Regions from separate parts of the Homo sapiens genome. Here region 2 is linked to region 1. Evidence: read pairs that join two places in POLR2A ChIA-PET (ENCODE). Cell type or tissue: Panc1. All regions are shown on one strand. Region 1 holds the start of TLE2 (TLE family member 2, transcriptional corepressor). Region 2 has its middle 9.7 kb from the start of GNA11.

Region 1 (5,000 bases):
TCCCAGCTACTTGGGAGGCTGAGGCAGGAGAATGGTGTGAACCTGGGAGGCAGAGCTTGCAGTGAGCTGAGATGGCACCACTGCACTCCAGCCTGGGCGACAGAGTGAGACTCCATTAAAAAAAAAAATTAGCCAGGCTTGGTGTATGTCTGTAATCCCAGCTGCTCGAGAAGCTGAGGCAGGAGAATCACTTGAACCTGGGAGGCGGAGGTTGCAGTGAGCCGAGATCTGTAATCCCAGCTACTTGAGAGGCTGAGGCAAGAGAATCGCTTGAAACTGGGAGGCGGAGGTTGCAGTGAGCCGAGATCGTGCCACTGCACTCCAGCCTGGACGACAGAGCATGACTCCGTCAAAAAAAAAAAACAACCAACAAGAAGGAAGATGTGGGGTGGACAGTTGCAGACAATGAGGACAGAGGCTACCATGTATGCTCAAGGTCCAGGCAGGGGAGATGTTGGCCTCCCAGGAGCAGTGAAACACCTGCCGGAAAGGGTTTGGAATCAGCACTTCACAGACCCCCAAGAACCTGGAATCACGGACTCTTGACAGCGTAGAATGATGGCGCTCCCTGTTTGTGAGAATTTCCAAGCAGGGAGTGTGGCCGGCGGTTTCTGGCTTTAGGCTGGTTATTGAGCACTTACTGTGTGCCAGGCCCCGCAGAGACCTAGACAGGCTCAGTCCCTCCACAGCCTTCTTCGTGGTGAGGGAGACAAACAAGGACGCGAACAACCTCCGAGTAAACATACTCACATCCAAAACACACTGTGGGCTGGGCACGGTGGCTCAAGCCTGTAATCGCAGCACTTTGGGAGGCCAAGGAGGGTGGATCATCTGAGGTCAGGAGTTTGCGACCAGCCTGGCCAACATAGCGAAAGCCGGTCTCTACTAAAAACATAAAAATTAGCCAGGCGTGGTGGTGGGCACCTGTAATCCCAGCTATTCGGGAGGCTGAGGCAGGAGAATCACCTGAGCCCAGAAGGCAGAGGTTGCAGCAGTGAGCCGAGATCACGCCACTGCACTCCAGCGACAGAATGAGACTCCGTCTCAAAACAAACAAAAACAAAAAAACCGAAGGCCAGGCATGGTAGCTCACGCCTGTAATCCCAGCACTTTGAGAGGCCGAGGCAGGTGGATCACCTGAGGTCAGGAATTCAAGACCAGCCCGGCCAACATGGTGAATCCGTCTCTACTAATAATACAAAAAAAATTAGCTGGGCATGGCGGCGGGAGCCTGTAATACCAGCTACTCCAGAGGCCGAGGCAGGAGAATCGCTTGAACCCGGGAGGCATAGGTTGCAGCAGTGAGCCGAGATCGCGCCACTGCACTCCAGCCTGGGCAGCAGAGCAAGACTCCGTCTCAAAAAACAAAAACAAAAACAAACAAAAAGCCACACACTATGGTAGGAGCTGGGAAGAGAGGGAGAATAGGATGGAGAGTGTGAAAATAACGGGGTGGGCAGAAGCTGTTGAAATGGGTGGCTAGGAGGGGCCGTTCTGAGGAGGTAGCTTTTGAGCTGAGACTTGAATGATAAGAAGCAAGGGAAAAGCATTCCAGGTACAGGGAACAGAAAGTGCAATGGCCCTGAGGCTGGACTGTGCCTGGTGTGAGGCCAGTGTGACTTGGGCAGAGTGAGTGAGGGCGAAAATGACCGGAGTTGAGATCATGAAGCTGGCTGGCCGGGTGCAGTGGCTCATGCCTGTAATCTCAGTGCTTTGGGAGGCCGAGGTGGGAGGATCGATTGAGCCCAGGAATGCAAGACCAGCCTGGGCAACACAGTGAGACCTTGTCTCTATAAACAATAAACAAAACATAAAGAGATGGTGAAGGGGAAAAGGGGAAGAGTTTTGTGAAGAGCCTTGTGGGAAGAGAGATGAGTTTGGATTTATTTTGAGGGCAATAGGGAGCTAGTGAGTACTACACACACACACACACACACACACACACACACACACACACACACAATTGTATCTTTATCCCAGGCTGTGTCTCTTTTCCTCCCTTCCCAGAGCTGCCCAACCTCATCGTTCAGGTCTCATCTCCAAGGCTACCCTCCCCCAAGGGTCCTCTCCCAGACACCCCACATAAGCAGGTTTGCTTTTGTTCATCTCTATCACTGCCCTCTAAACTCTTCCTCTGTCTGTACAAATAGTCCCATAATTACCAAGCTGTGAACCTGCCTAGCCTGTCACTCACATCCCACAAACTCAGAGAGGGCAGGGATCTGTCTCCCTTATCCACCCTTACAATCCCTGTGCCTGGAAGGATGCCTGACACGTCATAGGTGCTCTGTAAATATCTGTGGGCTGGAAAACGATGGCTTTAAATTTGATAAGGGCTTTTTTTTTTTTTTTTTGAGACAAGGTCCTGCTCTGTCACCCAGGCTGGAGTGCAGTGATGTGATCTCAACTCAGTGCAGCCTTGACCTTCTGGGGCTCAGGTATCTCCCGCCTCAGCCCCCCAAGTAGCCGGGACCACAGGTGTGCATCACCATGCCTGGCTAATTATTTTTGTATTTTTTGTAGAGATACAAAAAACACAAAAATGTTTTTTTGTATTGTCGCGGTGTTGTCCACACTGGTCTTGAACTCCTGGGCTCAAGCGATCCTCCCTCCTCAGCTTCCCAAAGTGCTGGAGCTACAGGCATGACCCACCACCCCTGGCCCATTGATAAGGGCTCTTGTGCCCTTTTGTAAGGGTACAAAATGGGTTTTTGTAACCCTAACCCTTAGGTACCATTAGGTACTCGATCACCTAAGGACACAAGTCCAAGTGTCATCAAGGGGCATGGATTTTTCTCTGTTTTGTTCCCAGCTGTGCCCCAGTGTCTACAGCAGTGTGTGGTCCACAGTATGCATTTAGTACACGTTTGTTGATTGACTTCACAAACCTCTCCTGAGGTTTCTCCAAAGAGAATAAGAACTTCCCACTCCCCGGGTGGGCCTGAAGGATGCTGGCTGGATGTCTGTGGTCTCTGGTCGGGGCTGGAGCCTTTGCCGTGGGAGAGACTTGAGTCTGATGGCAGAGCTGTGGTTCTTCCAGTTCTGAGTGGGACACGGCTCCTGCCTTCAAGAAACCCAGTCTGAGAGGGGAGACAGCCCAGTCCACTGGTGATGGCAGTAGGAACACAATTCCCATCTGTGGAAGTTTGCTCTGTGTAGGGAGAGGCTGACAGCGTTCATGCACTATCTCATTTAAGTGCAGTGCCCAGTGCGGTGGCTCCCGCCCGTAATCCCAGCACTTTGGAAGGCCGAAGAGAGAGGCTTGAGTCCAGGAGTTCAAGACCAGCCTGGGCAACATAGTGAGACGCCCCCCTACTCCATCTCTGCAAAAAATTAAAAAATTAGCTGGGCGTGGTGGTGCACACCTGTAGTCCCAGCTACTGGAGAAGCTGAGGGGGAAGGATCGCTTGAGCCCAGGAGTTCGAGGCTGCAGTGAGCCATGATTGCCCCACTGTACTCCAGCCTGGGCAACACAGGGAGACCCTATCTCTGCAAAAAATTAAACCCTAAAGATAGCGCACCACCCCTGACCTTTTGCAGAGACTACTGAGGCCCCCAGAGGGCGAGGGCCCGGCATGATCTGGGAAGCAGTGTTTGCTGTGAGATTCCCTTTCTGGCAGGGTTCCCTGCCAGCGCTTGGCAAGGCTGCGTCCTGCTGACCCTTCAATCTCAACCCAATGTCACTTGCTCAGAAAAGCCATTTCCGACTCCAGACTGGTCCCCGCTCCCCGCAAGCCCCCCCCCCCGCTCCCACGGTGGGTAACACGGTGTGAATTTCTTCACTGGTTTTTCTTCTCCCGCCCCTCCGGGAGGGGGTGGGGACCCTGTTTTAAGGCACTGGGCGCCTCCCCACCCGGCCTCAGTTTCCCCAACGGCCCAGGGACTGAAGGAAGGGGGCGGGTGCCCGGGGGCCGGGGGGGGCGCGGGCGCGGGGAGGGGCGGTGCGCGGGGGTGGGCGCGGGGCGGGCCGCGGGCGCGTGGGGGCGGCGGCGCCACCTTAAGGCGGCTCAGCCCGCGGCTCCCGGCCGAGCCCCGCCGGAGGGAGGCGGCTCCGCGCGGGGCCCGCCGCCCGCGCCGCCGCCACCGAAACCCGGCCGCGGCGCGCCCGACCTTCTGCGCCGGCTGCCGCGGCCGCCCTCGCCGCGCTCCCGCCCCGGCCGCTGCCCCTGCCCGCCCCGCTCGCCCCGCGCACCCCAACCCGGGGAGGGGCTCCCACGACCCCGGGCGCGCGCGCTTGGGGGCGCGCCAGGGACTCCAGGGTCCCTTGCCCCGCGCCGCTTCTCCCTCCTCCCTCTTTCTTCGGGCAGCCTCCCCACCACCCCACTTCAGCCTCCCCCACTCTTGCCGCCTCCATATCATCAAGCTCTGGTGGCGCCTGGGGGGCTTTTCGGATCGGCAGGATGTACCCCCAGGGAAGGCACCCGGTGAGTGCGGACTGCGGGGAGGGGGCCCCCAGTGTCCGGGAACTCAGACCCTGACGTTTCCCCCACACCCCCCCCAGACCCCGCTCCAGTCCGGCCAGCCCTTCAAGTTCTCGATCTTGGAGATCTGCGACCGCATCAAAGAAGAATTCCAGTTTCTTCAGGCTCAATACCACAGGTGAGGGGGGCCGCCCCAGGGGCCGCGGGAGTTCACCTGGGCGCCGGGGCGGGGCGAGGCCTCCGGGGTATAGGGCGGGGAGGAGGGGCTCCCGGTTGGAGGGGGGGCGCGACAAAGGCCTCCAGGTGGAAGCGCAGGTGCAGAGGGGTCTGGGGACAGTCAGAGCTGGGGCATTTGGAGCCCAGGAAGGGGCGGGGAGGGACTGGGACAGGAGGTGGGGGGAGGTCTGTAAGGAAGTCGGGAGGGGGAGATCCAGCCTCTCACTTTGGAAGCCGGCCCACATGGGGCGGGTGGGAGCCCCTTGCCCTCTCTCTTCTTCTCAGCCTCAAGCTAGAATGTGAGAAGCTGGCCAGCGAGAAGACGGAAATGCAGCGACATTATGTCATGGTGAGGGCACTTAT
Region 2 (5,000 bases), 54 kb before region 1:
ACCTCGTGACCTCCCCACCTCGGCCTCCCAAAGTGCTGGGACTACAGGCATGAGCCAGCGCGCCCAGCCTTGAGCATTTATTAAAGAAACTCCGTGGACCGGGCGCAGTGGCTAACGCCTGTAATCCCAACACTTTGGGAGGCTGAGTCAGGCAGATCACAAGGTCAGGAGATCGAGACCATCCCGGCTAACACAGTGAAGCCCTGTCTCCACTAAAAAAATTCAAAAAAATTAGCCAGGCCTGGTGACGGGTGCCTGTGGTCCCAGCTACTTTGGAGGCTGAGGCAGGAGAATGGCATGAACCCAGGAGGCGGAGCTTGCAGTGAGCAGAGATTGTGCCACTGCACTCCAGCCTGGGCGACAGAGCGAGACTCAGTCTCAGATAATAATAATAATAAAAGAAACTCCGTGGAAACCCCCTCCTGGCTGCAGGGCTGTCCTGGGCATTGTTGGGAGGAGATCCAGTGGGGAGCAGGAACAACAGTTGGGGCCAGGCTCAGCGACTCACGCCTGTAATCCCAGCACTTCAAAAGGCTGAGGTAGGAGGATAGTTAGAGGGCAGGAGTTGGAGCCTAGCCTGGACATCACCACAAAACCCCATCTCTACAAAAAAATTTAAAAATTAGGCCGGGCGCGGTGGCTCAAGCCTGTAATCCCAGCACTTTGGGAGGCCGAGGTGGGCGGATCATGAGGTCAGGAGATCGAGACCATCCTGGCTAACACGGTGAATCCCGTCTCTACTAAAAATACAAAAAATTAGCCGGGCGAGGTGGCGGGCGCCTGTAGTCCCAGCTACATGGGAGGCTGAGGCAGGAGAATGGCGTGAACCCCAGGGGGCGGAGCCTGCAGTGAGCCGAGATCGCGCCACTGCACTCCAGCCTGGGTGAAAGAGCGAGACTCCATCTCAAAAAAAAAAAAAAAAAGAAAGAAAAAAAATTTAAAAATTAGCTGGGTGTATTGATGCACGCCTGCAATCCCAGCATTTTGGGAGTCTGAGGTGGGAGGATTGCTGGGGCCAGGAGTTTGAGGCTGCAGTGAGCTGTGATTGTGCCACTGCACTCCGGCCTGGGTGACAGAGTGAGACCCTGGCAGAAAGAAAAAGAAAAGAAAAGGCCAGGCGCATTGGCTCTCGCCTGTCATCCTGGAACTTTGGGAGGCCAAGGCGGGCGGATCACTTGAGGTCAGGAGTTTGAAGCCAGCCTGGCCAACATGGTAAAACTCTGTCTCTACCAAAAAATACAAAAATTAGCTGGGCATGGTGGTGGGCACCTGTAATCCCAGCTACTCAGGAGGCTGAGGCAGGAGAATCACTTGAACTCGGGAGGTACAGGTTGCAGTGAGCCGAGATTGCGCCACTGCACTCCAGCCTGGGCAACAGAGTGAGACTCCTTCTCAAAAAAATAAAGAAAAGAAGGAAAAGGAAAGGAAAGTAGAAGAGGAGAGGGGAGGGGAGGGGGAAAAGAAAGAAAGAAAAGAAACAGGCCAGGCGTGGTGGCTCACGCCTGTAATCCCAGCACTTTGGGAGGCTGAGGCAGGCGGATCACCTGAGGTCAAGAGTTCGAGACGAGACTCAACATGGAGAAACCCCGTCTCTACTAAAAACACAAAATTAGCTGGGCGTGGTGGTGTACGCCTGTAATCCCAGCTACTTGGGAGGCTGAGGCAGGAGAATCGCTTGAACCCTGGAGGTGGAAGTTGCAGTGAGCTGAGATTGCGCCATTGCACTCCAGCCTGGGCAACAAGAGCAAAACTCCGTCTCAAAAAAAAAAAAAGAAAGAAAGAAAGAAAAGAAACAACAACATCATGGGGGGTCTTCCGTTCTCAGTGCCTACTGTGTGCCGGGAACTGGGCCAGGACACAGAAAGCCTCCTGTGGGGAAGATGGGGAAACTGAGGCCCATCCAGAGATGGGGAGTTGACCCTGGGCCCCAACCCGGAGCTGAATACTGACTCCAGCGTCCCCACCCAGAGGCTCAGAGTGACAAAGTCCACACTCACAGCAGTGCCTTCATGGCGTTGGCGGCCCCTCCCTCCCTCCTCAGCTCCCCACGGCCTCCTCCCTTCCTTGTGGCCTTGGCCTCCTGGACCTTGAGGAACTGGATTTTATGAGGGCCCGGGGTGAGAACAAGGCCATTTCCTGGCACAGAGCTGCGAGCGAGGACAAAGGTGATGGGGACCCAGGCTGAGGACAGGCAGGGTGCAAGGGCACCTATTGCCAGAACTACAGCTCCGGAGTCAGGGGGCAGGACCCTCCGCACCCAAACACCAGCCCCTCCAGGCCTCAGGGTGGAAAATGAGCACTCATTGCCTGCCATAAAGAAAATCAGCCGGCGTGGTGGCTCACGCCTGTCATCCCAGCACATTGGGAGGCCGAGGCGGGTGGATCACCTGAGGTCAGGAGTTGAAGACCAGCCTGGCCAACATAATGACACCCCGTCTCTACTAAAAATACAAAAATTAGCCAGGCATGTTGGCAGGCACCTGTAATCCCAGCTACTCAGGAGGCTGAGGCGGGAGAATGGTGTGAACCCGGCAGGCCGAGGTTGTAGTGAGCCGAGATCACGCCACTGCACTTCAGCCTGGGCGACAGAGCAAGACTCTGTCTCAAAAATTAAAAAAAGAAAAAGAAAAAAGAAAATCATCAGGCCAGGCTTGGTGGCTCACGCCTGTAATCCCAACACCTTGGGAGGCCAAGGCGGGTGGATCACCTGAGACCAGCCTGGCCAACGAGGTGAAACCCCGTCTCTGCTAAAAATACAAAAATTAGCCAGGCATGGTGGCGGGTGCCTGTCATCTCAGCTACTCGGGAGGCTGAGGCAGGGGAATTGTTTGAACCCAGGAGACGGAGGTTGCAGCGAGCAGAGATGGCGCCATTGCACTCTAGCCTGGGGGACAGAGCAAGACTCTGTCTCAGAAATAAAAAATTTAAAAAATGGTCAAGCTGGGCATGGTGGCACATGCCTCTGGTCCCAGCTACTTGGGAGGCCAAGGCATGAGGGTCACTTAAGCTCAGGAGTTCAAGAGCAGCCTGGGCAACACAGCAAGACCCCATCTCTACAAAAAATAATAAATGAGTAAGGCATGGTGGTGCATGCCTGTGGTCTCAGTTTCTTGGGAGACTGAGGTGGGAAGATCGATCGAGCCCAGGAGTTTGAGGCTGCAGTGAGGTATGATCGCACCACTGCACTCCAGCCTGGCACACAAAACGAGAACCCCTGATCTAAAACCAAACAAAAAAAAAAAGGAAGCAACTGGGATTCTCCTCCATGACTGGTGGGAATGTGAAATAGTGCGGCTACTTTGGAAAAAAGTCTAGCAGATTCTTTATTTAAAAAAATATTTTTTTGAGACGGAGTCTTGCTCTGTTGCCCAGGCTGGAGTGCAGGGGCGTGATCTCGGCTCACTGCAAGCTCCGCCTCTCAGGTTCACGCCATTCTCCTGCCTCAGACTCCTGAGTAGCTGGGACTACATGCGCCCGCCACCACGCCCGGCTAATGTTTTTTGCATTTTTTAATAGAGACGGGCTTTCACCGTGTAAGCCAGGACGGTCTCAATCTCCTGACCTCATGATCCGCCCGCCTCGGCCTCCCAAAGTGCTGGGATTACAGGTGTGAGCCACCGCATCCGGCCGGATTCTTCAAAATTTAAACAAGATCAGTTGAGCGCTGTGGCTCACGCCTGTAATCCGAGCACTTTGGGAGGCCGAGGTGGGTGGATCACCTGAGGTAGGGAGTTCGAGACCAGCCTGACTGACATGGAGAAACCCCGTCTCTACTAAAAAAATACAAAAATTAGCTGGGCATGGTAGCGCATGTTTGTAATCCCAGTTACTCGGGCGGCTGAGGTAGGAGGATCGCTTGAACCTGGGAGGCGGAGGTTGCGGTGAGTCGAGATTGCACCATCGCACTCCAGCCTGGGCAACAAGAGCAAAACTCCGTCTCAAAAAAAAAAAAATTTAAACAGGATCTAGGGCTGGCCGTGGTTCATACTTGTAAATCCAGAACTTTGGGAGGCCGAGGTGGGTGGATCACTTGGGCTCAGGAGTTCGAGACCAGCCTGGCCAACATGATGAAACCCCATCTCTACTAAAAATACAAAAGTGGCTGGGCGCGGTGGCTCACGCCTGTAATCCCAGCACTTTGGGAGGCCGAGGTGGGCAAATCACGAGGTCAAGAGATCGAGACCATCCTGGCTAACACAGTGAAACCCCGTCTCTACTAAAAATACAAACATTAGCCAGGCATGGTGGCACACGCCTGTAGTCCCAGCTGCTCAGGAGGCTGAGGCAGGAGAATCATTTGAACCAGGGAGGCAGAGGTTGCAGTGAGCCAAGATCATGCCACTGCACTCCAGCCTGGGCAACAGAGTGAGACTCCTTCTGAAAAAGATAATATTAAATAAATAAATAGATAGATAAATAAATAATATAAACAGTATCTATTTATATTTATTTTGAATAAATAAACAGGATCCAGCCATTTCATTCCTAGGTATTTTGCCAACAGAAATGAAGACATGTCAGTACAGACGCCTACACTCCATACTAACAACAGCCGTGGTTTATGCTGCTGGAAGCTGGGAGTCCGGCTCTCTGGTTCTCATCCAGCACACCCTCCCCAAGCTGTGTGACTTTCAGGGGGAGACTTGCCCTCTCTGAATCTCCATCTCTTCATCGGTGAAATAAGCGTAGTGATAAAAATTTCCGTAGGCCAACGGGCACATGGAAAGTTGCTTGGCCAGGCCCAGTGCCGCACACCTGTAATCCCAGCACTTTGGGAGGCTGAAGCTGGAGAATCGCTTGAGCCCAGGAGTCCAAGAATAGCTTGAGCAATATATCGAGACCCTATCTCTACTAAAAATACAACATTAAAAAGTAGCCACGTGTGGTGGCATGCACCTGTAGTCCCAGCTACTCAGGAGGCTGAGGTGAGAGGATTGCTTGAGCCTGGGAGGCTGAGGGTGTAGTAAGCTATGATTGCACCACTGCACTCTAGCCTTGGC

Evidence for each region. ChIA-PET counts read pairs that join two places held together with the same protein. Peaks named below come from ENCODE experiments on the same cell type or tissue, not always from the same donor. Only the 100,000 strongest peaks of a DNase experiment are listed, where the experiment ranks them.
Region 2: POLR2A ChIA-PET joins it to region 1 with 7 read pairs; 13 of 35 experiments call an interaction of 5 or more read pairs at or near these places.

The regions. Positions count from the first base shown.
Region 1 is chr19:3,028,305-3,033,304 of GRCh38, reverse strand. It overlaps TLE2 (TLE family member 2, transcriptional corepressor), which reads left to right and starts at 4,025. Exons shown (of 20, transcript NM_003260.5): 1 at 4,025-4,424; 2 at 4,502-4,599; 3 at 4,923-4,986. The coding sequence starts at 4,401. In Panc1, no CTCF peak of the experiment used is centred here; no DNase peak of the experiment used is centred here; H3K4me3 peaks cover 580 bases.
Region 2 is chr19:3,082,177-3,087,176 of GRCh38, reverse strand. No RefSeq gene overlaps it. Among named protein-coding and RNA genes, the nearest start is that of GNA11, 9.7 kb to the left of the region's middle. In Panc1, no CTCF peak of the experiment used is centred here; no DNase peak of the experiment used is centred here.